2 separate regions of the Homo sapiens genome follow, and region 1 is linked to region 2. A link is an interaction called in ENCODE POLR2A ChIA-PET data of the cell type or tissue named here. Cell type or tissue: HCT116. All regions are shown on one strand. Links, peaks and the distances in the headings refer to the core of each region. The heading gives the core; the rest is flanking DNA.

Evidence for each region. ChIA-PET counts read pairs that join two places held together with the same protein. Peaks named below come from ENCODE experiments on the same cell type or tissue, not always from the same donor. Only the 100,000 strongest peaks of a DNase experiment are listed, where the experiment ranks them.
Region 1: POLR2A ChIA-PET joins it to region 2 with 7 read pairs; 1 of 35 experiments calls an interaction of 5 or more read pairs at or near these places.

Annotation. Positions count from the first base shown.
Region 1 is chr19:3,560,606-3,572,382 of GRCh38, forward strand. It overlaps LOC124904618 (a long non-coding RNA gene), which reads right to left. Exons shown (of 2, transcript XR_007067101.1): 2 at 10,182-11,050. Among named protein-coding and RNA genes, the nearest start is that of HMG20B, 6.4 kb to the right of the region's middle. RefSeq lists enhancers at 10,985-11,553, 11,554-11,777. In HCT116, for the core only: no CTCF peak of the experiment used is centred there; DNase peaks (open chromatin) are centred at 1,886, 2,236 and 4,746; H3K4me3 peaks cover 2,684 bases; H3K27ac peaks cover 4,865 bases.
Region 2 is chr19:4,050,327-4,065,197 of GRCh38, forward strand. It overlaps ZBTB7A (zinc finger and BTB domain containing 7A), which reads right to left. Exons shown (of 3, transcript NM_015898.4): 2 at 3,645-4,921. The coding sequence starts at 4,906. Among named protein-coding and RNA genes, the nearest start is that of ZBTB7A, 9.1 kb to the right of the region's middle. RefSeq lists enhancers at 7,934-7,993, 10,082-10,191, 12,222-12,729, 13,224-13,403 and silencers at 9,392-9,521, 9,542-9,931, 10,952-11,191, 11,222-11,271, 14,064-14,153 and 2 more. In HCT116, for the core only: no CTCF peak of the experiment used is centred there; DNase peaks (open chromatin) are centred at 8,175 and 11,209; H3K4me3 peaks cover 3,756 bases; H3K27ac peaks cover 4,237 bases.

The DNA of each region.
Region 1 (11,777 bases), core at 1-8,000, 490 kb before region 2:
AATGGGCGGGAGGGGTAAAAGAGGTCAAGACACAGAACCTAGAAAGGAAGGAGGAGAGATAAGGGGCAGACGACTCGGGGAGATAAAGGGTTGAGGAGAGATAAGAACCTCAATTCCTTCCTCTCTGTTTGGCACGTTCCCACTTAGAGTCCTCCTGGCACGTTCCCCTTTAGAGTCCTCTGAGGGAAATGAAAGATGACTTTTTGAAATATTAGCCTAGGGACCAGGGATCCTGGCTCCCGCCTGTAATCCCAGCACTTTGGGAGGCCAAGGTGAAGGGGTCACTTGAGGTCAGCAGTTCGAGACCAGCCTGGCCAACATGGTGAGACCCCCGTCTCTACTAAAAATACAAAAATTGGGCCAGGCGCGGTGGCTCACGCCTGTAATCCCAGCGCTTTGGGAGGCCAAGGCGGGTGGATCACGAGGTCAGGAGTTCGAAACCAGCCTGGCCACGATGGTGAAACCCTGTCTCTACTAAAAATACAAAAATTAGCTGGGCGTGGTGGCGGGCGCAGATAATCCCAGCTACTCGGGAGGCTGAGGCAGGAGAACGGCTTGAATCCGGGAGGTGGAGGTTGCAGTGAGCTGAGATCGTGCCGCTGCACTCTAGCCTGGGGGACAGACCAAGACCCCATCTCAAAAAAAAAAAAAAATTACAGTAATTAGCCAGGCGTGGTGGTGGGTGCCTGTAACCCAGCTACTCCGGAGGCTGAGGCAGGAGAATCGCTTGAACCCAGAAAGTGGAGGTTGCAGTGAGCCAAGATCGCGCCACTGCACTCCAGCCTGGGCGACGGAGGAAGACCCTGTCTCAACAACAACAACAAAATTAGCCAGGTGTGGTGGTGCACACCTGGAGTCCTGGCTACTCCGGAGGTTGCTGTGGGAGGATCACTGAAGCCCAGGAAACGAAGGCTGCAGTGAGCTATGATCGCACCACTGTGCTCCAGCCTGGGTGACACAGTGAGACTCAGTCTCAAAACAAAAACAAAAAAACTAATGTTTTTCCCATTCCTCATCTCCTTTCATCCCACAAGATCCCTAGGAGGTCTTACACCACTTCATGCTCTATTATTTTATTTTATTATTAATTTTTATTTTTAGAGACAGGGTCTTGCTCTGTCACCTAGGCTGGAGTGCAGTGGTGTGACCACAGCTCACTGTAGCCTTGGCCTCCCGGGCTGAAGAGATCCTCCTGCCTCAGCCTCTTGAGTAGCTGGGACTACAGGTGCCTGCCACCACACCTGGCTAATTTTTTCAGAGATGGAAGTCTTGCTATGTTGCCCTGACTGGTCCCAAAGAGATGGGATTACAGACGTGAGGCACAGTGTGCAGCCTTCATGACCCCCTCCACTGCCTTTTCTTGTTTTTTTTGAGATGGAGTCTCACTTTGTCGCCAGGCTGGCGTGCAATGGTACGATCTCGGCTCACTGCAACCTCCACCTCCCGGGTTCAAGCGATTCTCCTGCCTCAGCCTCCCGAGTAGCTGGGATTACAGGCGCCCGCCACCACGCCCAGCTTATTTTTGTATTTGTAGTAGAGACGGGATTTCACCATCTTGGCCAGGCTGGTCTCAAACTCCTGACTTCAGGTGACCCGCCCGCCTCGGCCTCCCAAAGTGCTGGGATTACAGGTGCGAGCCACTGCGCCCAGCCCTTCATGCCTCTTTTACAGATAAGGAAACTGAGTTTCACAAAGACGGGCATGGGCATGGGACTGTGGCGGGCATGGGACTAACAAGAGGCAGATGTGGGATTTGAACTCAGCTCCACGTGACCTCTTTATGTGCTGGCTGCGGAATGCCACCTGAGTGTGGAGGAACAGGTGCCTCACTGTCCACTGCTTTTTCAGCCTCCTTTGTAGGTCGAGAATCAGGCACAATCCCGCCTCCCTTTGGAGAAGATCCAGCGGAGGAGGCAGGGTGTGGTTAAAGCGCCAACACATCTCTGCATTCTTGTCCTTTTGCTGTTGTGGTGGTTGTTGTTTGAGACTGAGTCTTGCTCTGTCGCCCAGGCTGGGGTGGAGTAGCACGATCTCGGCTCACCGCAACCTCCACCTCCCGGGTTCAAGCGATTCTCCTGCCTCAGCCTCCCAAGTAACTGGGCTTACAGGCACCTGCCACCACGCTCGGCTAATTTTTTGTATTTTTTAGTAGAGACGGGGTTTCGCCATGTTGCTGTTTCGCCATGTTGTGGGTCGGTTCTCGAAATTCCTGACCTCCCAAAGTGCTGAGATCACAGGCATGAATCACCATACCCAACGTAGTTTTTTTGTTTTTGTTTTTGAAGACAGAGTCTTGCTTTGTCACCTAGGCTGGAGTGCAATGGCGCAGTCTCCGCTCACTGCAACCTCTGCCTCCTGGGTTCAAGCAGTTCTGTATCAGCCTCCCGAGTAGCTGGGACTACAGGCGAGCGCCACCACCCCCAGATAATTTTTGTATATTTAGTAGAGATGGTTTTCACCATGTTGGCCAGGCTGCTTTCGAACTCCTGACCTCAAGTGATCCGCCTGCCACAGCCTCCCAAAGTGCTGGGATTACAGGCGTGAGCCACCGCGCCTGGCCACCCAAAGTATTTTTGTTTGTTTGTTTGTGACGGAGTCTCGCCTGTCGCCCAGGCTGGAGTGCAGTGGCGCCATCTCCACTCACTGCAAGCTCCACCTCCCAGGTTCACGCCATTCTCCTGCCTCAGCCTCCTGAGTAGCTGGGACTACGGGCGCCCACGACCACGCCCGGCTAATTTTTTGTATTTTTAGTAGAGATGGGGTTTCACTGTGTTAGCCAGGAGGGTCTCGATCTCCTGACCTCATGATCCCCCTGCCTCGGCCTCCCAAAGTGCTGGGATTACAGGTGTGAGGCACTGCGCCTGGCCACCCAAAGTATTTTTAAATTTTTTGTAGAGATGAGGCCTCATCATTTTGCCTAGGCTGGTCCCGACCACCTGGCTTCAAGTGGTCCTCCCGGCTCAGCCTCCCAGAGTGTTGGGATTATAGGCATGAGCCTCGGCACCTGGCCTCTGTTTTTGTCCCTTTGAAGCCAGCTAATATTTCCTAGCCCTGACTTTGTGGGGTGAGCAGGAACTAGGTCTGACCTCTTGCTGAGGAGCCCCAAAGATTCTGAAGCCCCTGCTTTTGAGGGGAGACAGGGATGACCCCTCCCAGTTCCCCTCATCAGGGACAGGACTGGAGGAGTCAGACCAAGAAGGGCGGTTACAAGGTAGGTGAGGAGTTGGGACATTACCCTGAGGTCACTAGGGAGCCATGGTAGGGGTTAGAGGGAGGGTGGGACTGAGTCAGATTAAAAAGTCCAGTGGGAGATGAGGAAGGGCTTCTTCCAAATGAAGGCCTCAGCTGCGTGCGTGGGGAAGCCACAGGAGAGGACATGTGCCCCAACAAGAGTGGGGGTTGGACGTGAGGGTAAAGATCAGAGAAGGCCCTGTCTAGAGATGTCAGGAAGGCATGATGAAAGCTCAGGCCCTCGGGGTAGGACAGAGGAGTCAGGAGAGATCCTCACAGTCTGATGTCCCCAGCCCATCACCAGCAGCCCCCTGACGCCAAGCCTGCGTTCCCCCTCCCCTGGCCGGACATCGGATGTCCTGATGGCCGCAGTCCAGCCTCGGGGTGGGGTGGGGAATGTCAAGTACTAGAGGCTTCCTTGATCTTCTGTGACCCAGGCCTGGGGTGACAGAGGTGGGGGGGTGGGCAGTGAGGGTTCCTGAGGCTGCACTGAAACTTCCTTATATCTGAGGGTGGCCACGGTGGAGGCGGGGGAGCAGGGGAGCAAAGCCAGGATCAAATCTGGGCAGTCCCTGACAAGCCACCAAGCTTCAGTTGCCCTCTCTGTAAAATGGGGGTGAGGTGAGAGTAACCGAACCAAACAGAATACCAGGAGGCTTCAACCACACAACTTGGCCGGGCGCGGTGGCTCACACCTGTAATCCCAGCACTTAGGGAGGCCGAGGCAGGTGGGTCACCTGAGATGAGGAGTCTGAGACCATCCTCGCCAATATGGTGAAACCTCATCTCTACTAAAAATACAAAAAATTATCTAGGCCTGGTGGTGCATGCCTGTAATCCCAGCTACTCGGGAGGCTGAGGCAGGAGAATCACTTGAGCCCGGGAGGCAGAGGTTGCAGTGAGCCGAGGTCTGGCCATTGCACTCCAGCCTCGGCGACAGAGTGAGACTCCATCTCAAAAAAAACATTAGCTGGGCATGGTGGTGGCCACCTATAATCCCAGCTACTCGGGAGGCTGAGGCAGGAGAATTGCTTGAACCTGGGAGGCAGAGGTTGTGGTGACCTGAGATCGCGCCATTGCACTCCAGCCTGGGCGACAGAGTGAGACCCAGTCTCAAAAAAAAAAAAAAAAAAAGGATGGGGAGGGAGGGAAGGAAGGACGAACTCTTTTTTTTTTTTTTTTTTTTTTTGAGACGGAGTCTTGCTCTATTGCCCAGGATGGAATGCAGTGGCACGATCTCAGCTCACCACAACCTCCTCCTCCCAGGTTCAAGCGATTCTCCTGTCTCAGCCTCCTGAGTAGCTGGGATTACAGGTGCCTGCCACCACGCCTGGCTAAGTTTTTGTATTTTTAGTAGAGACGGGGGTTTCTCCACGTTGGTCAGGCTGCTCTCTAACTCCTGACCTCATGATCTGCCCGCCTCGGGCTCCCAAAGTGCTGGGATGACAGGCGTGAGTCACTGCGCCCGGCCTCTTCAGTCAGTCTTTGCGTGACTCAGTCTTTGCCAGGACCCTCCTGGCCTCAGGTCCTGTTCAGTATCTGGTCTACCATTGCCAGAAGGAGCGCATTCTGTGAGTCTTGTGATTTACGTTTTAACGTTGATGCTGGTCAGTCCTTGCGCTGAGAGCAAAACGGGGAGGAGCTGTAACGAAGCGCGGTGACCTCCTGGCACGGCAGGGCCTGGAACTCGGAGCTTTTTGTTGTTGTGTTGTGTTTTGAGACGGAGAGTCGCTCTGTCGCCCAGGCAGGAGTGCACCGGTGCGATCTCAGCTCACTGCAACCTCCGCCTCCTGGGTTCAAGCAGTTCTCCTGCCTCAGCCTCCCGAGTAGCTGGGAGTATAGGCGTGTGCCACCACATCCGGCTAAGTTTTTTGTCTTTTTAGTGGAGATGGGGTTTCGCCATGTTGGCCAGGCTGGTCTCGAACCCCTGACCTCAGGTGATCCGCCCGCCTCGGCCTCCCGAAGTGCTGGGATTCCAGGCGTAAGCCACTGTGCCTGACCAACCTCGGTACTCCTGACGTTTGGGACATCATTTTTTGTGGTGGGGGCCGTGTAGGATCTCTGGCCTCAACCGTGTAGATGCCAGTAGCACCCCCCTAGTCCGACAATGAAAAATCTCTCTAGACATTACTAGGTATTTCCTGGCGTGACAGAGTTGGCCCCGGATGAGAACCACTGAGCTAGAGCGTTTTCTGTAACAGGTGTTTGATTCTCCCTGGACAATCCCAGCCAGCAACGTCATAAAGGTAGACAAAGCAATTATCCCACTTAACAGATGGAGAAACTGAGGCACAGAAGTTGAGTAAATTGCCCAAGTCCCACAGTTGAGGCTCAGATTGCTTCCCTGAGTTCCTGAGGGCCCAGCAGCAGTGGGGTGCCCCTCCTCAGAGGCCTGAGATCCCTGTCCCACCAGCCCTGTGTTCTGCCAGCCCCGGGGCCAGGGGATGCTAGGGGCAGTAGCTCTCTTTCCGCTTCCCTGTCGCCTTCTCAGCTCTCCAGCATCTGTTTAAGCAATGCCTGTATGAAGTTGCCTCTATAAAAAGCCCCAGGAGGCTTGAGATTGTCCGTGGCCTGGGAGAACCAACCACACCCTGACTCTCCCTGGGTGGTGGAGAAAAGTCCACACATCCATGTTGATTAATATCTATTAAAAATTTAAGGTCAGGCGCGGTGGCTCATGCCTGTAATCCCAGCACTTTGGGAGGCCGAGGCGGGCGGATCGCGAGGTCAGGAGATTGAGACCATCCTGGCTAACACAGTGAAACCCCGTCTCTACTAAAAATACAAAAACTTAGCCGGGTGTGGTGGCGGGCGCCTGTAGTCCCAGCTACCCGGGAGGCTGAGGCAGGAGAATGGCATGAACCCGGGAGACGGAGCTTGCAGTGAGCAGAGATGGCGCCACTGCACTCCAGCCTGGGCGACAGAGAGAGACTCCATCTCAAAAAAAAAAAAAAAAAATTAATGGGGGCATGTAATCCCAGTACTGTGGTACTGTGGTACTGTGGGAGGCTGAGGCAGGAGGATCACGAGGCCAGGAGTTTGAGACCAGCCTGGCCAACATGGCAAAACCTCATCTCCACTAAAAGTACAAAAATTAGTCTCGCATGGCGATGTGTGCCTGTAACCCTGGCTACTCTGAAGGCTGAGGCACGTGAATCACTTGAACACGGGAGGTGGAGGTTGCAGGGAGGTGGAGGTTGCAGGGAGCTGAGACTGAGCCACTGCACTCTAGCCTGGGAGCTGGGCAACAAAGCAAGACCCCATCTGTACGAAAATTAAAATAATCAGCCAGATGTGGTGGTGCATACCTGTGGTCCCAACTGCTCGAGAGGCTGAAGCAGGAGAATCACTTGAGCCCAGGAGTTCGAGGTTGCAGTGAGCTGAGATCCGATGACTACACTCCAGCCTGGGTGACACAGCGAGACACCATGTCTCAAAAAATAATAATAGTAAAAAATACCCTTTATCTGAGCGATATTATTGAGTAAACAGAACTGGTTGCAGTTGAAGCTTACAGCATGAAGGCACTGGTATAATACACAGCAGAATAGGACCTCACATTTGTTTGCTTACTTTTATTATTATTTTTTTTTGTAGAGACAGGGTCTCACTATGTTGTCCAGGCTGGCCTCAAATTCCTGGGTTCAAGCAATCCTCCTGCCTCAGCCTCCCATAGTGCTGGGATTACAGGTGTGAGCTACTGCACCTGGCCAGGACCTCACTTTATTTATTTATTTATTTTTTTGAGACAAAGTCTCGCCATGTCGCCCAGGCTGGAGTGTAGTGGCTCGATCTTGACTCACTGAAACCTCTGCCTCCCAGGTTCAAGCAATTCTTGTGCCGCAGCTTCCTGAGTAGCTGGAGCTACAGGTGTGCACCACCATGCGTGGCTACTTTTTGTATTTTTAGTACAGACAGGGTTTTGCCATGTTGGCCAGGCTGTTCTTGAAATCCTGACCTCAGGTGATCGGCCCACTTTGGCTTCTCAAAGTGCTGAGATTACAGGCGGGAGCCACCACGCCCAGCCTATATTTTTATTTATTTATTTACTATTTTTTGAGAGGGAGTCTCGCTCTGTCACCCAGGCTGGAGTGCAGTGGCACGATCTCAGCTCACTGCAACCTCCGCCTCTAGGTTCAAGTGATTCTCCTGCCTCAGCCTTCTGAGTAGCTGGGACTACAGGCGTGCACCCCCATGCCCAGCTAATTTTTGTGGTTTTACTTTTTTGTAGAATTTTTTTTTTAACTGTGAATACACATTTTTTATTTGGTCATTTTTGCTTACAATTGAAACTCTGGGAATTCAAAATTAACATCCTTGCCCATGAGCTTCTTATAGACACCAGAAAAAGTTTCAACCTTGTGTTCCATATTGTTCTGCTGTGCCTTGTCCAAATGAACCTTTATGAGCCGGCTGCCATCTAGTTTCACGCAGATTCTCTAGAGTTTCAACTGTAAGCAAAAATGACTAAATAAAAAATATATATTCACGTTAAAAAAATTTTTTTTTTTTTTTTGAGACGGAGTCTCGCTCTGTCCCAGGCTGGAGTGCCGTGGCGGGATCTCCGCTCACTGCAACCTTTGCCTCCCGTGTTCAAGCTATTCTCCTACCTCAGCCTCCCAAGTAGCTGGGATTACAGGTGCCCGCCACCACGCCCGGCTAATTTTTGTATTTTTAGTAGAGATGGGGTTTCACCATGTTGACCAGGCTGGTCTCGAACTGTGGACCTCGTGATCCTCCCACCTCAGCCTCCCAAAGTGCTGGGATTACAGGTGTGAGCCACCGTGCCTGGCAATTTTTGTGTTTTTAGTAGGGACAGGGTTTCTCCATGTTGGCCAGGCTGGTGTCAAATTCCTGACCTCCAGCGATCCACCCACCTCGGCCTCCCACAGTGCTGGCATTACAGGCGTGAGCCACCGCGCCCAGCCCACGTCTTTATTAGGAATACGCACATGTGTACGTGTGTAGGCATGTGCTGTGGGTGGAGTCATGTCCCCACAGAATGCACAGGTTCCTGTCCTAATCCCCAAGGCCTCAGAATGTGACCGTATTTGGAAAAAGGTCATTGCAGATATAATGAGTTAAGATGACATCATTAGGGTGGGCCGTGACGCAGTATGACTGCTGTCCTTATCAAAAGAGGAAATTTGGGTGCAGACACGCACATAGGGAGAACCCCACATGAAGATGCAGGCAGACATCGGGGTGTCACTCCTACAAGACAAGAAAAGCCCAGGATTGCTGGCCAATGCCAGAAACTGGGAGACGCCAGGGACAGATTCTCTCCCCGCCCTCAGAAGGCCCCAGCCCTACCCACACCTTCCTCTTGGACTTCTGGCCTCCAGAACTGTGAAACAATAAATTTCTCTTGTTTAAGCCCCTCAGTTTGTCGTAATTATTACCTAGCAAACCAATGCAGTGTGGTGTGCGTGTGTGTGTGTGTGTGTGTGTGTGTGTGTGTGAGTGTGGCTAGGAAAAATTTTAAAAAGAGATGCGGCCGGGTACAGTGGCTCACGCCTGTAATCTCAGCACTTTGGGAGGCCAAGGTGGGCGGATCATCTGAGGTCAGGAGTTCAAGACCTGCCTGGCCAACATGGCAAAACCCCGTCTCTACTAAAAATACAAACATTAGCTGGGTTTGGTGGCACGTGCCTGTAATCCCGGCTACTCAGGAGGCTGAGGCAGGAGAATCACTTGAACCTGGGAGGCGGAGGTTGCAGTGAGCAAAGATCACGCCACTGCACTCCAGCCTGGGCGAATGAAACTCTATCTCAAAAAAAAAAAAAAGAAAAAAAAAAGGCCTGGCACAGTGGCTCACGACTGTAATCCCAGCACTTTGGGAGGCCAAGGCGGGTGGATCACAATGTCAGGAGATCGAGACCATCCTGGCTAACACGGTGAAACCCCATCTCTACTAAAAAATACAAAAAAATTAGCCGGGCGTGGCAGCGTGTACCTGTAGTCCCAGCTACTTGGGAGGCTGAGGCAGGAGAATGGTGTAAACCCGGGAGGTGAAGCTTGCAGTGAGCCGAGATCGCGCCACTGCACACTAGCCTGGACGACAGAGCGAGACTCTGTCTCAAAAAAAAAAAAAAAAAAAAAAAAAAAGCAATAAGCTGACGATAGGAAATGTAATGAAATTAAAGAGGTCTGAGCTGCACTTCCTTAATTCTGTACAAGTGAAATGGATGTGAACATGATTTGCATAATAAAAATTAATTAGAAAACCAAAGAATTATAAGGCAAGTCATCCTTAATGGAGAGCTTCCACCTCTAGGATTATAAATTGGTATACTGTTCCTGGCTTCATGCTATAAAAACTGGCAAATAAATCATAGTAATAAATGACAAAAAACAAACAAAAAGGCCGGGCGCAGTGGCCCACCCCTGCAATCTAGCACCTTGGGAGGCCGAGACGGGCGGCCACCTGAGGTCAGGAGTTCAAGACCAGCCTAGCCAACATGGTGAAACCCTGTCTCTACTAAAAAAAAAAAAAAAAAAAAAATTAGCCGAGCGTGGTGGCGGATGTCTGTAATCCTAGCTACTTGGGAGGCTGAGGCAGGAGAATCGTTTGAACCCGGGAAGCAGAGGTTGCAGTGAGCCGAGATGGTGCCACTGCACTCCAGCCTGGGCGGCAGAGCAAGACTCCATCTCAAAAAAATAAAATAAAATAAAATAAAATAAATAAACAAAATAAAATAAATGTTCAATTAAATTGTTATTGACTATGGCCGGGAGGGGTGGCTCCACACCCAGCCTCACCTAGACTATTTTTAAGTGAGCAGAGAGACACAGGGGAGGCCTGGGAGGTCAGAGAGCTGATTAAGCAACAGAGCCAGGTCTGGCGTGTGGAACCGTCCAGATTCCAGGGCCAGCTCCTCTTCCTCAGCCCCGGGCTGCATCTTAGGACAATGGGCTTATTGAGACTTAACTCACATATAATGCACCCATTTAGAGCATACAATTCCATGGTTTGTAATATATTTCCAGAGTCACGCAGCCATCACTGAAATCAAATTGTAAAATACTTTCATCACCCAAATGAAAACCGCATCCCTCTCAGTGGTCATTCCCCACCCACTGGCACCCACACGTCCCCCTCCTGTCTCTGTGGATGGGCCTTTCCTGAACATTCTGATCACACACTGTGTGACCTTTGTGTCTGGCGTCTCTCACTGAGTGTGATGTCTTCTAGGTACATCCATGCTGTGACTTGTGTCAGAGACTCGCTCCTTTTTTTTATGGCTGATAATATTCTTTTTTTTTTTTTTTGAGACGTAGTCTTGCTCTGTTGCCCAGGCTGGAGTGCAGTGGCACAATCTTGGCTCACTGCAACCTCTGCCTCCCAGTTCATGGGATCCTCCTGCCTCAGCCTCCCATGTAGCTGGGATTACAGGCGTGCACCACCACGCCTGGCTAGTTTTTGTATTTTTAATAGAACTGGAGTTTCACCATGTTGGCCAGGCTGGTCTCGAACTCCTGACCTCAAGTGATCCGCCTGCCTCCCAAAGTGCTGGGATTACAGGCGTGAGCCACTGCGCCCGGCCCATGGCGGATAATATTCTGTTGTAAGGATATATCCCGTCATCGATCCATGCATCATTAGCAGACGTTTGAGTTGTTTTCACTTTTTGGCTATTATGAATCACGCTGCTACCGACGCTTGTGTACACGCTTTTGTTTGAACACCTGTTTTCAGTTGTCTGGAGTATATTCCTAGGAGTGAACTGCTGAATTGCATGGTGATTCCACATTTATTTAACCCTTTGAGGAAATGCCAGTCTGTTTTCCAAAGCAGCTGCATCTGCCTCCTAGACATCTGAAGGATTCAATGAATGTGTATTGAGCATCCACCATGGGCAATGCTGTGAACCAAACAGGCAGGCCACAGGGAGAAGCCGACTTATGGAGGCAAAAAAAAAATCAGAGAAGGCCTGGCTGAGCAAGTGACATTTAAGCGGACTTGAGGAAGAGGAAGTGGGCCGGGCGTGGGGGCTCACGTCTGTAATCCCACCACTTTGGGAGGCCGAGGCGGGTGGATCACGAGGTCAGGAGTTCAAGACCAGCCTGGCCAAGATGGTGAAACCCTGTCTCTACTAAAAATACAAAAATTAGCCGGGCGTGGTGGCAGGCGCGTGTAATCCCAGCTACTCGGGAGGGTGAGGCAGAGAATTGCTTGAACCCGGGAGGCAGAGGTTGCAGTGAGCCGAGATCCAGCCACTGCACTCCACCCTGGACGACAGGGTGAGACTCCGTCTCAAAAACAAAAGAGGAGGTGAGCAGCCCCAACTTGGGCCAGAAGCCTAGACTGCTGCTGGGAGGTCCCTGATCCACCAGAGCGGAGCCTCCTGACCCATCCTCACGAAGTCCTTGCCATCTCCCTTCACCACCATCTTTCCCCAAACACTTCCAGCCCAGCTCCCAACCCCACCCCCTGCCTGACCCACACCCAGTTCTCAGCTTCCCAGCATCCCAGTCTCTCTGTCCTGGATATCGTGTGATGTCCCCGTTGCACAGGGGGGAAAGCCGAGACCCCAGAGGGAGAG
Region 2 (14,871 bases), core at 3,470-11,469:
CTGGGATTACAGGCGTGAGCCACCGCGCCCGGCCGGTCTCTCTTGTTTCTGTTGATTTCCTTGTTTCTCCTCTGTCTCCCTGATTGGATTGTGAGCCCCGAGAAGGCAGGGGTTGGGTGTGACTTGAGGGCCCCTCCCTGCCTGTCTCGCCCCATGGGGGCAGCGTGGACCCAGCTTAGCCTGGAGCCTCTAGCCTACAAAGCCGGTCACCATATCAGTGGGGTGCCTGTGGCCTAGGTGGCTCCTGAACCCTTGGAATGTGGCCACTCTGAACTGATGTGCGCTGGAAGTGCAAAAGGTACCCCAGCTTTTGAAGACTTGATATGCAAAAGGTGATGTAAAATGGCTCAATGAGGATCGTGCACATTGACTACACATGGAAATGCATCTACTGGGTTAGGTAAAATGTTTCAAGTCACTTTCACCAACTCTCTTTGACTTTTTTTGAACGGGGCTGTCAGAAAATGTAAAAATATGTAAGTGGCTTGCTGGCCGGGCATGGTGGCTCACACCTGTAACCCCAGCGCTTTGGGAGGCTAAGGCGGGCAGATCACCTGAGGTCAGGAGTTCGAGACCAGCCTGGCCAACGTGGTGAAACCCCGTCTCTACTAAAAATACAAAAATTAGCCGGCATGGTGGTGGGCGCCTATAATCCCAGCTACTTGGGAAGCTGAGGCAGGAGAATCGCTTGAACCTGGGAGGTGGAGGTTGCAGTGAGCTGAGATCGTGCCACTGCACTCCAGCCTGGGCGACAGAGCAAGACTCGTCTCAAAAAAAAAAAAAAAAAAAAAAAAAAAAGTAGGTGTCTTGCCTATTCCCATTGAGTGATGCCAATCTATAGTAATAAAGTGTACTCCTTCCTGGGATCCGGAGGGCAGGAGGGAGCCCTGGGTCTCAAGAGCCCTGGCTAGAACCTGACCTACTCCTTGCTGCTGCCTGTTGTGCCCCACATCTGAGCCACCTCGGGTTTCTTCCTTCTCACACTCAATAGACTGAAGACTTCTTTAGTGTGGGGACTGGCAAACTCCTACTCATCCCTCAAAGCCCTACCTTGAATGCCCCTCTACCTTTCCTAATTCCCAAAGACCTGGCTCCCCTCTGGGTTCCTCCAGCCCTAAGTCCCTCCCTCTGGCACCAGCTACAGAGCTGGTGTCCCTAACTTTAACCCCTCCTTGGCTCTGTTGCCCTGAGGGTCAAGGCCTGGCCCTTGGCAACCAGACCCCTACCTTATCTCTAGCCTTGCTGCCCCACTGAAGCCAACAGAACGTGGTAACTTGCTAACAGAACCCTGGCCTAACCAGGTCTGTTACCAGCCTCCAGGCCTCTGGTTTACTGATCACCTTCTGCAAAGCCCACGGCAAGGTCTCCGGGCTGCCTTGCCCAGATCTGGCACAGGGCCGGGGTCACAGAGGGGATGGCAGCCACTAGGTTTTTCTAGAACCGTGCAGAGACTCCCCAGATGAGCCTGGGAGGCCCAGAGAGAGGAAGGGACTTGCCTGGAGCTGCACAGCAGGCCAGAGGGCCACGCAGAGGCGGGGTGGGGGCGGAGGTATCCCTAGTTTCATCACCCCGAGCCCCAGCCTGGGTAATTATAGCCCCGGCCACCACAGGCCCCACTTACTCAACGCCCTGCTGTGACTCAGAGGGGCCTCGGGCTCCCAGGCTTTTGGAGGGTGGAGGTGCTGGTGTCCTGGGGAGGGGGGACCAGAGCACGGGGTGGGGGAAAAGAGGAAGCAGGTGGGTCTAAATTGGGGTGGGAGGAAGAGGTCTCCACAATTGTCCCTCTCTAAGCCTCAGTTTCTCTGACTGAGGGGATCAGCCCCGGGTCGGGTGGGATAGCCAGCAGTGCCCGAGTCAGAATGAAACCGGGCCTGTGGCCTGCGGCCAGGGAGGCAGGGTGGGGGTCACCACCTTCGCTCAGCCTGGTCCCCTCTGCAGACCCCAGTTCTCTGCACCCCACCAAGCTGCTCTTCCTGAGCTCAGAGACGAACCCACAGTGACCCCTGCCTGGAGGAAGAGGAGCCCCCCAAGACCTCCAGTACCCCAACCTCACCAAGGAGGGACAAACCACCAGCTACACTGCCTGCCTCCCAAAGTGCCCTTTGCCCCCTGCCTGGCACTCCTGGGCGCCGGAGTCCAGGCCGCACCTTCCTCTCCTGGCCTGCTGGGGAGGGGGCCGGGGTGCTGGGGAGGGGTCAGTCCCAGTTCCTGTCCCCACGGGGTGGGGTTGGGAAGCTGGGACAATGGCCTCTTTCTTCAGCCTCGGTGGGCGTGGCTGGGGGAACCCCAGGGCGGGCGGGGGGCAGGGGGTGGTGCTGAGTCACCCAGCCTGGCCAGGTCCCTGCCTGCCAGCCCCCTGCCCCCACCGCTACAGCCCGCCCCGGATCTACGAGGCCCAGCCAGCCACCTCTGGACTCCTGAGACCGAATTGCAAACTGCCCGGGCCTGGCCTTGAACTCCTGCTGTTTAGGGACCAAGTCCTGTGGCTCCCAGGGGGGCACAGTGATCTCTCAAGCTGAGCTGGCCTCAGGGCCTCTGCACTGGCTGTTCCCTCTGCCTGGAACGCCCTTTCCCACAGCTGCTCCTCCCCTCCTTCAGGTTCCGGCAAGGCCTGTCCCCGGCGCCTAGAACAGGCCTGGCACCAGCAGACGCTTCATAAATGTTGGCTGATTGAAGCAAATGACCCAGGCTCACGGGAAACTCAGAAGCCGCTCCACGGCCTGGGCTGTCCCTCCCTAAGCCTGAGGGCCTGTCACCCTCTCCCAAAGCAGAAAAAGAAAAAAATCCAAAAGTGCAGAAGAGAAGAACCAGCCCTCCAGGAAGGAAGAACGACTGTGCCTTCCCGCCCACCTCCCGCAGCTCAACCCTGTCCGGCACGCTTTGCATATGATGTGGCTGTCATCTTATGTCTGGCCTGTGCTGTCACCCACCGGGATGTCCACCCACAAGGGCAGGGCCTGGTCTAGGCTGTTCTTAACAGCCACGTGGGTCAGGGAAGCGTTCGTTGGCTTTGGGCCCAAGAGGTGGGGTGTGTCTGTTTGCGTGTGTGTGCATATATGTGTGTCTGTGGGTGCATGTTTGCATGCATGTGCATGTATGTGTGCGCATGTACGTGTCTGTGTGCATGTGCCTGCATGCATGTCTGGGGGTGCGTGTGCATCTGTGTGCGTGCCTGGGTGTGCGTGTGTGCGTGCGTGCGTGCGTGCATGTGTATGTGATGTGTATGTGGTGTGCGTGTGTGTGCGCGCATGTCGGTGTGCGTGTGTGTGCGTGCATGTGTATGTGATGTGTATGTGGTGTGCATCTGTGTCTGCATGTGTCTGTGTAGCATGTCTGTATGTGTATGTGGTGTGCGTGTGCGTGTGTGCGTCTGTGTGTGTGCATGTGTACGTGGCATACGCGTCTGTGCATGTGTGTGCATGTGCGTATATATGTGCAAGTGCGTGTATGTGTGTCTGCGTGTGTGTGGATGTGTAGGTGACGTGCATGTGTCTGTGCGTGTACGTGTCTGTGTGCACGTGCGTGTATGTGTGCGTCTGCGTGCATGTGTGCGTGCGGTGCAGGGAGAGAGGCGGGAGGGGTCGTGAGCGGCGGATGCTGGGGCAGAGAGCAGGACGGCGCCTCCCCCGCGGCGGGCAGCTCACCTGGTGAAGCGGACCTTGCAGATGTTGCACTCGTAGGGCTTCTCGCCCGTGTGGGTGCGGATGTGTCGCGGCAGCTTGCCGGCGCCCTGGATGACCTTCTCGCAGATGGGGCACTTCTGGAAGGCCTTGGCTCGGATCTTCTTCTCCACCTTCTGCGACCAGGCCGGGTAGACGTCGCCGTCGTGGGCGCCGCTGAAGTACTTCAGGTAGTAGTCCATGACGCCCTTGTCGTCGGCCCGCGACTCCTCGTCGCTGTCCCCCGCCGCGGCCCCCGCCCGGCCCACCGATGACATCATCTGCTGCAGCAGCGTGCTGGCCGCCAGCCCGTCCACGTCGGGCCCGTCCCCGTCCTCGCCCTCGGCCGCTCCCGACAGGAAGCCCGGAGAGTCGCCCGGCTCGGGGGCCGCCTCCGACAGCGAGGCGGCCTCCTCCTCTCCGCCGCGGCCGTAGTGGCCGTTCTGCGTGGCGGCCGGCGGGGCCACCGGCGGCGGAAAGAGACCCCCGGTGGGGGCGTCCTCATCCCGCTCTGGCCACAGACCCGGGTTGCTGTCGCCCTCGTCCCCGTCCCCCGTCGGGGGCCGCTCGGCCGGGGGGCCCGGCCCATAGAAGTCTAAGCCGTTGCAGTCGCCCGCGGCCACGGCGGCCACAGCGGCGGCCACGGCCTCCTTGGTGGCATCCAGGTCATCATCGGACGCCCCAAAGGCGGACCACGGGAAGCTGGCAGCGGCGGCGGCGGCCGCGGGGGGCAGGCTGTTCATGGGGTTGCTCTGGAAGAACTCGAGGTACTCCTTGGCGCGGAGGAGGTTGCGCTGATCAATTTGATCTACAAGGTCCAGCTGCCCGGCGTCGGCGCCCGCGTCGGCCGCCAGGATCTGCCGGTCCAGGAGGTCGGCGCACACGTGGCTCACGGCGGGGATCTCCAGCAGGCGGGCGGCGCTGAGGATGTCACCCACGTTGGCTGTGCTGACGGTGAGCGTGGCCGTGTAGGCGAAGTCCATGAGCGCGGTGAGCGCCTCGGCGCTGACGAAGTCGATCTCGTACACGTTCTGCTGGTCCACCACGGCGCCCGACGTGAACAGCTTCTTGAAGTACTGGCTGCAGGCGGCCAGCACCGAGCGGTGCGTGGGGAACTCGCGGCCCTCCACCAGGATCACCACGTCGCACAGCAGGCCCTGCGTCCGCTGCTCGTTCAGCCCACTCAGGATGTCGCTGCTGTGGTCGGGGAACGGGATCCCGATGGGGCCGTCCACGCCGCCGGCCATCTTCCGCGCCGAGACCTGCAGCAGTGGGGAAGGAGAGGGCGCTCGTGAGTGGGGGTGCGGGGGTTCCTGTGCCCACTGACAAGGGCCCGAGGCCCTTGAGAAGCAGCGTTCCACCCTGCTCCCCCAGCCTCACATTCCCACCTGCACGTGAAGGCGGTCAGATGTCGCGCCTTTCCAGCCCCAGCTTCCCCAGCTGTGCACCAAAGCGATACATGCCCTGCCTCCAGCCTCTTTTCTTTTTTGTGTGTCTTTAATACAGAGACAGGCTATCACCATGTTGGCCAGGCTGGTCTCAAACCCCTGGCCTCGGCCTGGCGCGGTGGCTCACGCCTGTAATCCCAGCACTTTGGGAGGCCGAGACAGGCAGATCATGAGGTCAGGGGATGGAGACCATCCTGGCTAACACAGTGAAACCCCGTCTCTACTAAAAAATACAAAAAATTAGCCGGGCGTGTTGGCGGGGGCCTGTAGTTCCAGCTACTCGGGAGGCTGAGGCAGGAGAATGGCATGAACCCAGGAGGCAGAGCTTGCAGTGAGCTGAGATCACGCCACTGCACTCCAGCCTGGGCAACAGAGCAAGACTCCATCTCAAAAAAACAAAACAAATCAAAAAACCCTGGCCTCAAATGATCCAACCGCCCCTGCCTCCCAAGGTGCTAAGATTACAGGCATGAACCACGGCACCCGGCCAAGACTGTTTTCCATCTGTGCATGAGGATAGCCAGATGTCCCGGCTCCCCAGCCTCAGTTTCCCCAGCTGTTCCCAAGTGCAGTCAAATGTCCTATCCTCTAGCCTCAGTTTCCCCAGCTGTGCATGAGAATGGTCAGATGTCCTGCCTCCCCCAGCCTGTTTCCCCAGCTGTACACAAAAGCAATCAGACGTCATGTCCCCAGCCTCAGTTTCCCCAGCTGTACAGGAAGGCAATCAGGTGTCCCACTCCCAACCTGTTTCCCATCTGTACACAAGGGCGGCCAGCTGTCCTGCCCCCAGCCTCAATTTCCCCAGCTGTGCATGAGGACAGTCAGGTTTCCTGCCCCCCATCAGCCTCAGTTTCCCTAGCTGTGCCCAAGAGCAGTCAGATGCCCTGTTCTGTCTCATCAGCGTGAGATGAGGCTGGCAAAACCCACACTGGACGCTTAAATTTCACAAGCACACTGGCACCACCCCTCCGAGGAGGGCCCCCGGGAATGCCTGTTGAAAGGGCACTTTGAGGCCCGGCTCGGTGCTCACGCCTGTAATTCTAGCATTTTGGGGAGGCTGAGGTGGGCAGATCACTTGAGGTCAGGAGTTCAAGACCAGCGACCAGCCTGGCCAACATGGTGAAACCCTGTCTCTACTAAAAATACAAAAATTAGGCTGGGTGTGGTGGCTCACACCTGTAATCCCAGCACTTTGGGAGGCCGAGGCGGGCAGATCACCAGGTCAGGAGATCGAGACCATCCTGGCTGACACAGTGAAACTCTGTCTCTACTAAAAATACAAAAATAGATGGGCGTGATGGCACGTGCCTGTAATCCCAGCTACTCGGGAGGCTGAGGCGGGAGAATCGCTTGAACCTGGGGGGTGGAGGTTGCAGTGAGCCGAGATTGCACCACTGCACTCCTGCCTGGGCCACAGAGCGAGACTCCGTCTTAAAAAAAAAAATCAGCCAGGCGTGGTGGCGCGTGCCTGTAATCCCAGCTACTCAGGACGCTGAGGCAGAAGAATCGCTTGAACCCGGGAGGCGAAGGTTGTGGTGAACCTGGATGGAGCCACCGTACTCCAGCCTGGGCAACACAGCGAGACTCGGTCTGAAAAAAAAAAAAAAAGAAAAAGAAAAAGAAAAAAAAAAAGGGCTGGGCACTGTGGCTCACATCTATAATCCCAGCACTTTGGGAAGCCAAGGCAGGCGGATCACCTAAGGTCTGGAGTTCAAGACCAGCCTGACCAACATGGTGAAATCTCGTCTCTACTAAAAATACAAAATTAGCCAGGTGTGGTGGCGCGTGCCTGTAATCCCAGCTACTCGGGAGGCTGAGGCAGGAGAATCGCTTGAACCCGGGAGGCGGGGGTTGCGGTGAGATTGCGCCATTGTACTCCAGCCTGGGCAACAAGAGCGAAACTCCGTGTTGGAAAAATAAATAAATAAGGAAAGGGCACTCTGAGGCGCTACAGGAGGACGCAGTAGCTCGAGAGAAGTGCCCTGATCTGAGCCATTTTCCTGTTGATCTGAGCACGGGCTTCGGCCGATACAGAGGGGAGGCCACGCAGTGACCTTTACAAAACACCTACTATGGCCAGACGCGGTGGCTCACGCCGGTAATCCCAGCACTTTGAGAGGCCAAGGTGGGTGGATCATGAGGTCAAGAGATTGAGACCATCCTGGGCAACATGGTGAAACCCCATTTCTAACAAAAAATTAGCTGGGCCTGGTGGCGCGGGCCTATAGTCCCAGCTACTCGGGAGGCTGAGGCAGGAGAATCACTTGAACCAGGAGGTGGAGGCTGCAGTGAGCCACCTAGATCACGCCACAGCACTCCAGTCTGGTGACAGAGCGAGACTCGTCTCCAAAAAAAAAAAAAAAAACAATAACAACAACACATAACACCTACTTCCCGCCAGTTCCACCCGAACCCCACCGGCAGCACCCACTCCGTCGTGAGCTGAGGCCACTTGCCCGAGGCCCCACCATGAGGACACAGTTGCGTCCAAACTCAAACCCAGAGTGGACCTAAGAGCCGACCCCTTGGCCTCCCCAACCCTGACTCCTGCCTCCTGGTCAGGCCTGGTTCTTTTCAGGGGGGCTCTGAGTCAGCAGGAAGGGGTGTGGCAGCCCAGGCACGGGGACCCAGTGCCGAAACCCAGCTGAGGTCAAGGCCACCGTGGGTGTGCCCCGTCCGGACAGGGCCAGTGACTCCGCAGGCTAAACCCCTTCCTGCCCCTCAGAGCCCCCAGCATAGGGCTCAGCCCTGGCTGTGAGTAACAGAGACCGGGCTACAGCCCAGGAGGAGCAGGGAGCCGGGGGAACCCCTGTCCACCTCCTGCCTGCCCACAGGACTGCCTGGCAGCCCCTCCCCAACTCTCAGCCACCCCAGCTGAGCTGTTCAGCCCCAGCCAAGGCCTTGGCCCTCTCTGGGCCTCAGTCTCCCTATCTGTCAAATGGGCAGAGGTTTCGGGCAGCGCCGGGCCCTGGGGGGACTGTGTCTGTCCCACCCCTTTCTCCCCCTCCCTTTTTTCCGCCTTCCCCTCGGCTGTGACTCATCCACCCACTCGGAGCTTGTGCAACCCTCTGGCCCCTGTCCCCACCCCTCCGCCCTCTCCTGGGAGCCCCTGGCGGCCCCGAGTCACCCAGCACAGCTCACATTCCTCCAGGCCGGCCGGTGGCTCTCGGGCCAGAGCCCCTGGGCAAGGCCCCTGGGGAGAGGGCCTGAGCTGGGCCTTTCATGGCCTCCTCCGGGCCACCAGACCCTCCTGTCCCCCAGCCCAGCAGCTCAGGCAGGCTCTGACGCCGACGGGCTTGAGCCAGGCCCCACAAGGGAGGCATGGTGTCGGTCCAGCCGGACCCAAAGCCCAGGGCCCTCAGCGCGGGGCCTGAGCTGCCAGGCGACACAGAGGCCTTTGTGAGCTTGCTCAGTGCCACCACGCTCCCCAGGCCCCTCCACCCGCCTTCCTTCCCTCCTTCCAGCCTCGGCCCAGGGCCCAGCTGCTCAGCACCCCCGTCTACTCTAAGGCCTGTGGTGGGGCGGTGGGCTCAGATGTGGCTGCTGGGAGCAGGGAGGGTAGGAGGGGAGCGACCCCACCCAAGGCTCGGCCCTGGGAAGCCTCCGAGGAGTCCCCTTTGGTGGTGTCCACCCCCTGCCACCATCTGCCGTCTGGCCCTGGGCCGCGGGGAGCGTGTGAGCAGATGGAGCTCCGGATCAGACGGGCCCGGGCCCTCCTACCCACCCCAGCATGGGGGGAGACCTCTGACCCAGGCCACCAACGCCCCAAGATGGCTATCCCTGGCCTGCTGGGCCGTTCCTCCCCTCGGGTGACCAGGGTCCCCGCTCTGGAGTGGCTGGGAGGTGTCTTTCCTGGGGCCTGGAGGATGGGCCCAAAATAATCCAGGTGGCTCAGCGACCTCCTGCAGGTCCCCGCCAGTGTGAAGATCCCAGTTCCAGGTTGGGTCCGGGGGTCCCAGTCTCTGCCCTCTCCAGCCTGGGACCCTCTCTTGGGCCCCTGTTCCCCCCTAAATATCACTGAGGCCCTCCCTCAAAGCAGCGAGGCCCGGGGTGATGTCAGCCAAGGAAAGCCCCCGTGAGAGGACTGTGGCCGCGTTTTACAGATGAGAATGCCGGGGCCCAGAGAGGGCTGCAGTCCTGGCCTAAGGATGCCCGGCAGGGCTGACTCCCAGGGGCTGGGGGCCAGGAAATGATGGAGGGGCCGGTCCCCCCACCCACCCAGGGCAAGGCCCTGCCCTCGCCCTGGAAACTAAACTCGCTCTGAGACAACTGACCCACGCCCTCACTCCAGGAACACAAGCCACCTGCCGGCCACGCCCTGCGCCAATGCCCCCACCTAGGCCTCCTGGAGGCCTCCCCTAAGGAAAGGGCCGAAGACCCTGCCTCCGAGGTGGGAGAGGGGAGGCCGGGCCCAGCCAGAGCACCCCCGGCGGGGGCCACAAAGTCTTGGCAATAAAAAGTCCCCGAGTGCTGAAGCCCCACTGTGCGCCCGACACACGGTACACGCCTCCGGAGGTGGCGGTTTCGTTCCCCTCCTCCAGGAAGCCCCGGCCCCACGCCAGCCAGGTCCCCACCCCTGCCGGCCAGGGTCCCCTGGGCTCGGCCCACACCCACCCGGGGCCCCATCTTTCATCACAGCTCCTCCCCCGCGCTGGCCTCCGTGGGATTTCCGGGGCTGCTTGGTGCTGACTCGGCGGCCGAGGGGCAGGCCCTGGCAGGCCCCTCCTGGGCTGGAGGTGGGGCGCCCTCCTCCCCCCGGGCCACTCCCAGGCCCCTAAGCCCAACCCTCCCAGGGTGGCGCATAGTAGGGGCGCAGCAAACCGCCGGATAAACCAGAGACAGCCCACGCCCCGGCCCACCCAGCTGGCTGCCAGGCATACCCAGAAGCAGGGGGCTGTGCAGCCTGCCGGTCCCACCTCCCATCTAACCTAAGGGTCACTTGCTGTAGTGTTTGTCGAGAGCCACGGCACCCGGGCCGCATTTCGGCCCCCTCTGTGCTCCCAAACTAACTGGGCACCTTCACTTCGTCTTCCCCAGGTCCCTGAGAGGCTCAGAGAGGTGAGGCGGCCCAGTCGAGGTCACACAGCAGCCCTCTGATCTGGGCAGCTGCCACTTCCCAGCTGCGGGGGATGTGTCGTGAGCTCGGAAGCACCCTGACGTGGCTCAGGGAGCAGCAGATGTCGCCTAGGAAGGACCCCGGCATCCCAAGAAGGGCACCCCAGCACGGGGAGCATCAGGAACTGAGGCCTGGAGGTGGGCGACCGGGGAAGGGGGACCGGCAGAGAGGAGGCTGCATCGCTAGTGCAGGGTGTGGGAGCCAGGGGCCTCCCCAAGGTCACACGACAAGGTGAGGGCTGGGCAGGTAACTGCCACCCGCCACCTTCCCGAAGGTCACTTCCTGGAGCAGGGGGCCGTCTAATGAGGGGATCAGGGCCCCCACCCAACCCTCTGCCCAGGGAGAGCAGGGAAGGAGGCCAAAGGGACCTCTCACCCCTCATGTGCTGTGCAGAGCAGCTCGGGTTCAAGCCTCGGCTCCCCCACCTCCAAGCTGTGTGACCTTGGGCAAGATGCGAGACCTCTCTGAGCCTCTGTCTCCTGGGGGATGGGGGTCGTAACAGTGGAAAGGGGCCCCCCACTGTGGTCAGGGTCCCGCTCACATCCATTCAGCAAACTTAGCCCAGGGACCTAATGTGCGCCAGAGCCAGTCCCCAAAACACATTGCCAGGCTGTTCACCACCCCTCACGGATGGGAACTTTGCTCCTGAATGCTATTCCGGGAATTCAGTCCCCTCCTCACCTACCAAGGGAGTGAGTGGTGGGGCCTGAGGAGGAAGCTGGAAGGGGAGATCAGGCCCAGAGAGGGTGGGCGGCCGGCCCAAGGTCACACTGTAAGCCTGGTGTGCAGGTGCGGCTGCCAGGCCCGCACCCGGCAGCCCCCGCCCCCTCCCCGCCCAGCGGCCTGTGTTGCAAGGTTGGTCCCGACGGGTAACCCCGCCCTGACCTGGTGCCAAGCCCCGCCTGGCCCAGTCCTCGGCCTGGGTTTAATGGGACAGGAATGCAGTGTCCCGATCGGGGGGCACCAACGGCCTGGGGTGGCTGCCAGCTGCCAGCCCGCCCCCTGCCCGCCTGCCCTCGCCCGCAGGCCTCCCTCTGGGCCAGACATGGAGCAAACAGGCCCTCGGCCATTTTACGTGTCCATTTATTGCCCTAAATGGGGAGGGGCTTCCTGCCTGGGCCTTAAAGGGCCAGAGGCAGGAAGGCCGTGGGGACCCAGTGGGAAGTGTGACAGCGGGGATGGGGGCAGCGATGAGGAGGCCAGGGGGATCCCATCTGACGCCCAACTCATGGGCGGGACTGAGGCCCACCCTGTTCCCACACTCTGAGATGTCATGGGCCAGGAAGCCCAGACTACAGCCCGAGCCCAGGTTCCAAGAGGAAGCTTCATGACGACAGTGGAGGGGCTGAGCTTCCCGTCACTGGGGGCAAGCAAGGCCAGACTCTCGGAAGCCCATCCTTGTCCACCCTGCCATCAGCCCAGGCTGCACCTGCTTAGCTGAGATGCCTGTGAGAGGCCGAGGTGACCTCTCTCTCCCTCCCCTGAGGGAGGCCTGCTTGTCACCTGGAGATACCTGCCCCACCCCCACTCTCGCCTGAGCAGGTGGAAGGCTCAGCCTGGGAGCCTGGCGGCCTGCAGAATCCGGCCAGATCCTTCTCTCAGGCATCCTGATAGGTGGGATGGGCCTTGTTTTCCAGTCAAACCAGAAAGGCGTGGGTGGCGACACTTCCACCGAGTGGCCGTCCACAGCCTGCTGGGGGGACAGATGGAGGGGCTGGTCCTTTGGCCACGCTCCTCCCGAGCGCCGGATTCTCTGAGGGGCGCCTTCTGCGCTTTGGGGCTCTGGACTCGGCGCTCGGGGCCCAAGGGCCAGAGCCGCTCCTCGGAGCAGCTGGGGGAGGCTGGGCCTTGATAATCGCCCCAGAGACCCACGGTACGTGACGGCACCCACAGCGCTGGAAGGCAGGATCTGTGTCTGTGCCCCATTTTGCAAACGGGGAACGGGATCAGAGAGGGGGAGCAGCTTGGCCAGGGTCGCGCAGCAGAACTGGAATTTGAGCACGGGCCGTCTGTCTGGCTCTGGCCTGCCTAACTAGTCCTCCCACGGCTCCTTCCATCCCCTTTCCTGGCCCCCGGATACCAGCAGGAGATGAAATCCCCCTACCCTGGGGGCTGAGAGGAAGGACGGCTTATCCTCATACCCTCAGAGCTGCCTTGCAAGGGAGCTCTCACACAGGAGCCTGGGGCAGGGCTGGAGTCCAGCTGACATGGGTGGCTCAGGGAGGGGCCTCTGCCCCTCCAGCTCTCAAGACAGCTCCGCAGGGGCCTGACACAGTGCACAGTAGTCGCTCAACAAGCATTCCCAATGAGCCGCTGAGCGAACCCTCGAGACAACACTCTAGGGCTGATGACCATCTCCCCACTGTCTGGATGGGAAGACTGAGGCTGGCAGAGGGGGAGTGACTGCTGGGGTGGACCCAAGGGCTGGGCTAGGACTGGACCATGCTCACCCCCACCCAAGGCTCACCCCCACCCAAGCTCGTTCCTCTTGTCCTTGTTGCCCAGGGCTACTGCAGGGCAGTTTATGGTCTGGCAGGTGACAGGTGGGGGTGCAGGTGTCTCACGCAGTTCTGACCCACACCCCACACTCAGGTCTCTGCCATGCCCTGAGCTGACCTGGGAGTTTCCGCCGCGGAGGAGAAAAGACACCACGGGTGGCTTTGCAGGCAGCAGCTGGGGGACCCTCCACAGCCCCAGGAACACAGCGCGCCCCGGCTGCAGGGGTCACGGGGCTCATCCAAGGTCGCAGAGCAAGCGTGCCAGCATTCCAACCCTTGAGGAGCCCTCCTTGGAGCATCTGGGCTGCAGTGGGCTGGCTCTGGGGAGGTGACCTCGGTCTCCTCTGGTCATAAAACCCAGAGCCCTGCCCGCCTCTGAGGACCAAGGTGAGACGAGTTTGTGGCTCGGCAGGATTGCAGAGGGGCCTCGTATGCACGTGCGCCAGCCAGGGCCTGCCCGGTGAGGCAGGGAGGCGAGAGGGCTGTGGCTCGTGCTGTGTGACCTTGGGAGCCATGCTGGCCCTCTCTGAGCCTCAATGTCATCTTCGGACACAGGGTTTAATAAGCCTCGGTGACACTCCATTTGCAGGCAGGTGCCTGCAGTTGAGCCTCTACTGCCAACCTCCGGCCCTGCTTAAAGACAGGTGGGCAGGCGCCCCTGGGCCACCACACAGTGGGAGGGGACTTTGGACAGGCCCCGAGCTGGAAGGATGGAGCACAGGGGGCAGCTCTGACCCCACCTGAGTGACCTTGGGCCGCTCTCTGCTTCCCCCTACGCTTCAGTCTCCCCTGCCTAGTACCGGCACCTGCTCCGAGGCTTGCTCTAACCTCCGGAGTTTCCAGGCTCACATTTGACCTCCCCTCCCGGCCTTGGTTTCCTCCTCATATGGCAACGGGGATCTGCCACCAGGTGGACCCAGCTATAGGTCAGAGGGACTCAAGGAAAGAAAAGGAAAAAACAAACAAACAAACAAACACCCAGCAGGGATTTGTGATCGCCCCAGGAACCTTTCCGACCAGGCCCCAGGCTGGGCTCTGCCTCGGCCGCGCCTCAGTCTCCCGCACAGAGCAAAGGACCCATCCACTGCCTGCGGCCGCCCGCGGGCCTCTGCCGATGCGTGGCTGCCCGCCCGGGCCCAGGTGCTGACTGGCCGCCACGCAGCCAATCGGAACTGAATAATAAATACCCCCCGGACTGACCCACGAATTAAAATTTCAGTGTCCCGGTTGGCTCTTCTTTCCTTCCTTAGACTTCGCTTTTCCAGCGGCCGGCTCCTGCCCCCCCTTCTCCCCCAAGCTCTGTCTCCACAGCGATGGCTGGTGGTAAACAGAGGCCCCGGCCCCGCCGATAGGTGCTCTCGGGGCCCCATGGCGGGTGGCCCTCGCGGACAAACGCCCCCGGCCTGAAGCCCTCAGGCCCTGGCAGCAGCAGGGCTGGGCTTAGGCCTGGCCTGGCCTGGGCCCCTGCCCCAGCCTGGCCTCCCCGGGACCTCTCCCAGACCAGTTTGCCAATAGGAAGTGATCGGCCGGTGGTGGGGAGGCACCCCCAGTGTGGGAGCGGCACGCTCAGGGTTACGCCCTGGTCCAGTTCTGAGGTTGGGGCGGGGGGCACTGACACGGAATCCCCACGCCCTCTCCGGAGGCAGCTGGCAGGGAGGTGGGGGGGCCCACCGAGCCCGCCACCCATGGGTGAGCCAGGTGGGTGCCGCGGGTGGCAGGGGCACCAGCACCTCTGTGACTTCCGCCGCCTGACTGGGGGGAGAGGAGTTGCTGCCTCCCCCCGCCTCGCCGCCAACTCCTGGCTGCATTCCGCCAACATTTAGTGGGCGCCGACTGGGTGTCCGGGCCCGGGTGGACAGCAACCTCCCGCCGCGGCCCACCGTGCGCCCCCGCCAGCCAGCCCGGGCAGCGCCTCCCAGAACCCGCAGAGGCCCGGTCCCTGGGGGGGCACCCGCTCCTCCGCTCCGCTCAGCCCCCAGCCAGGCTCCCAGGCCGGGGGGGCTGGGTCTCCCGCCCGGGAGGTAGGGAGCGGGAGGGAGGGGGCTGGATCCCACCAGCTCCCCCCTCCCCTGCCCGGGCTCAGGCTTCGCACGTGGTGGTGGCGTCAAGGGAAAGGAGGGGGGGTCCGGGCCAGAGGAGACGGGGTCACG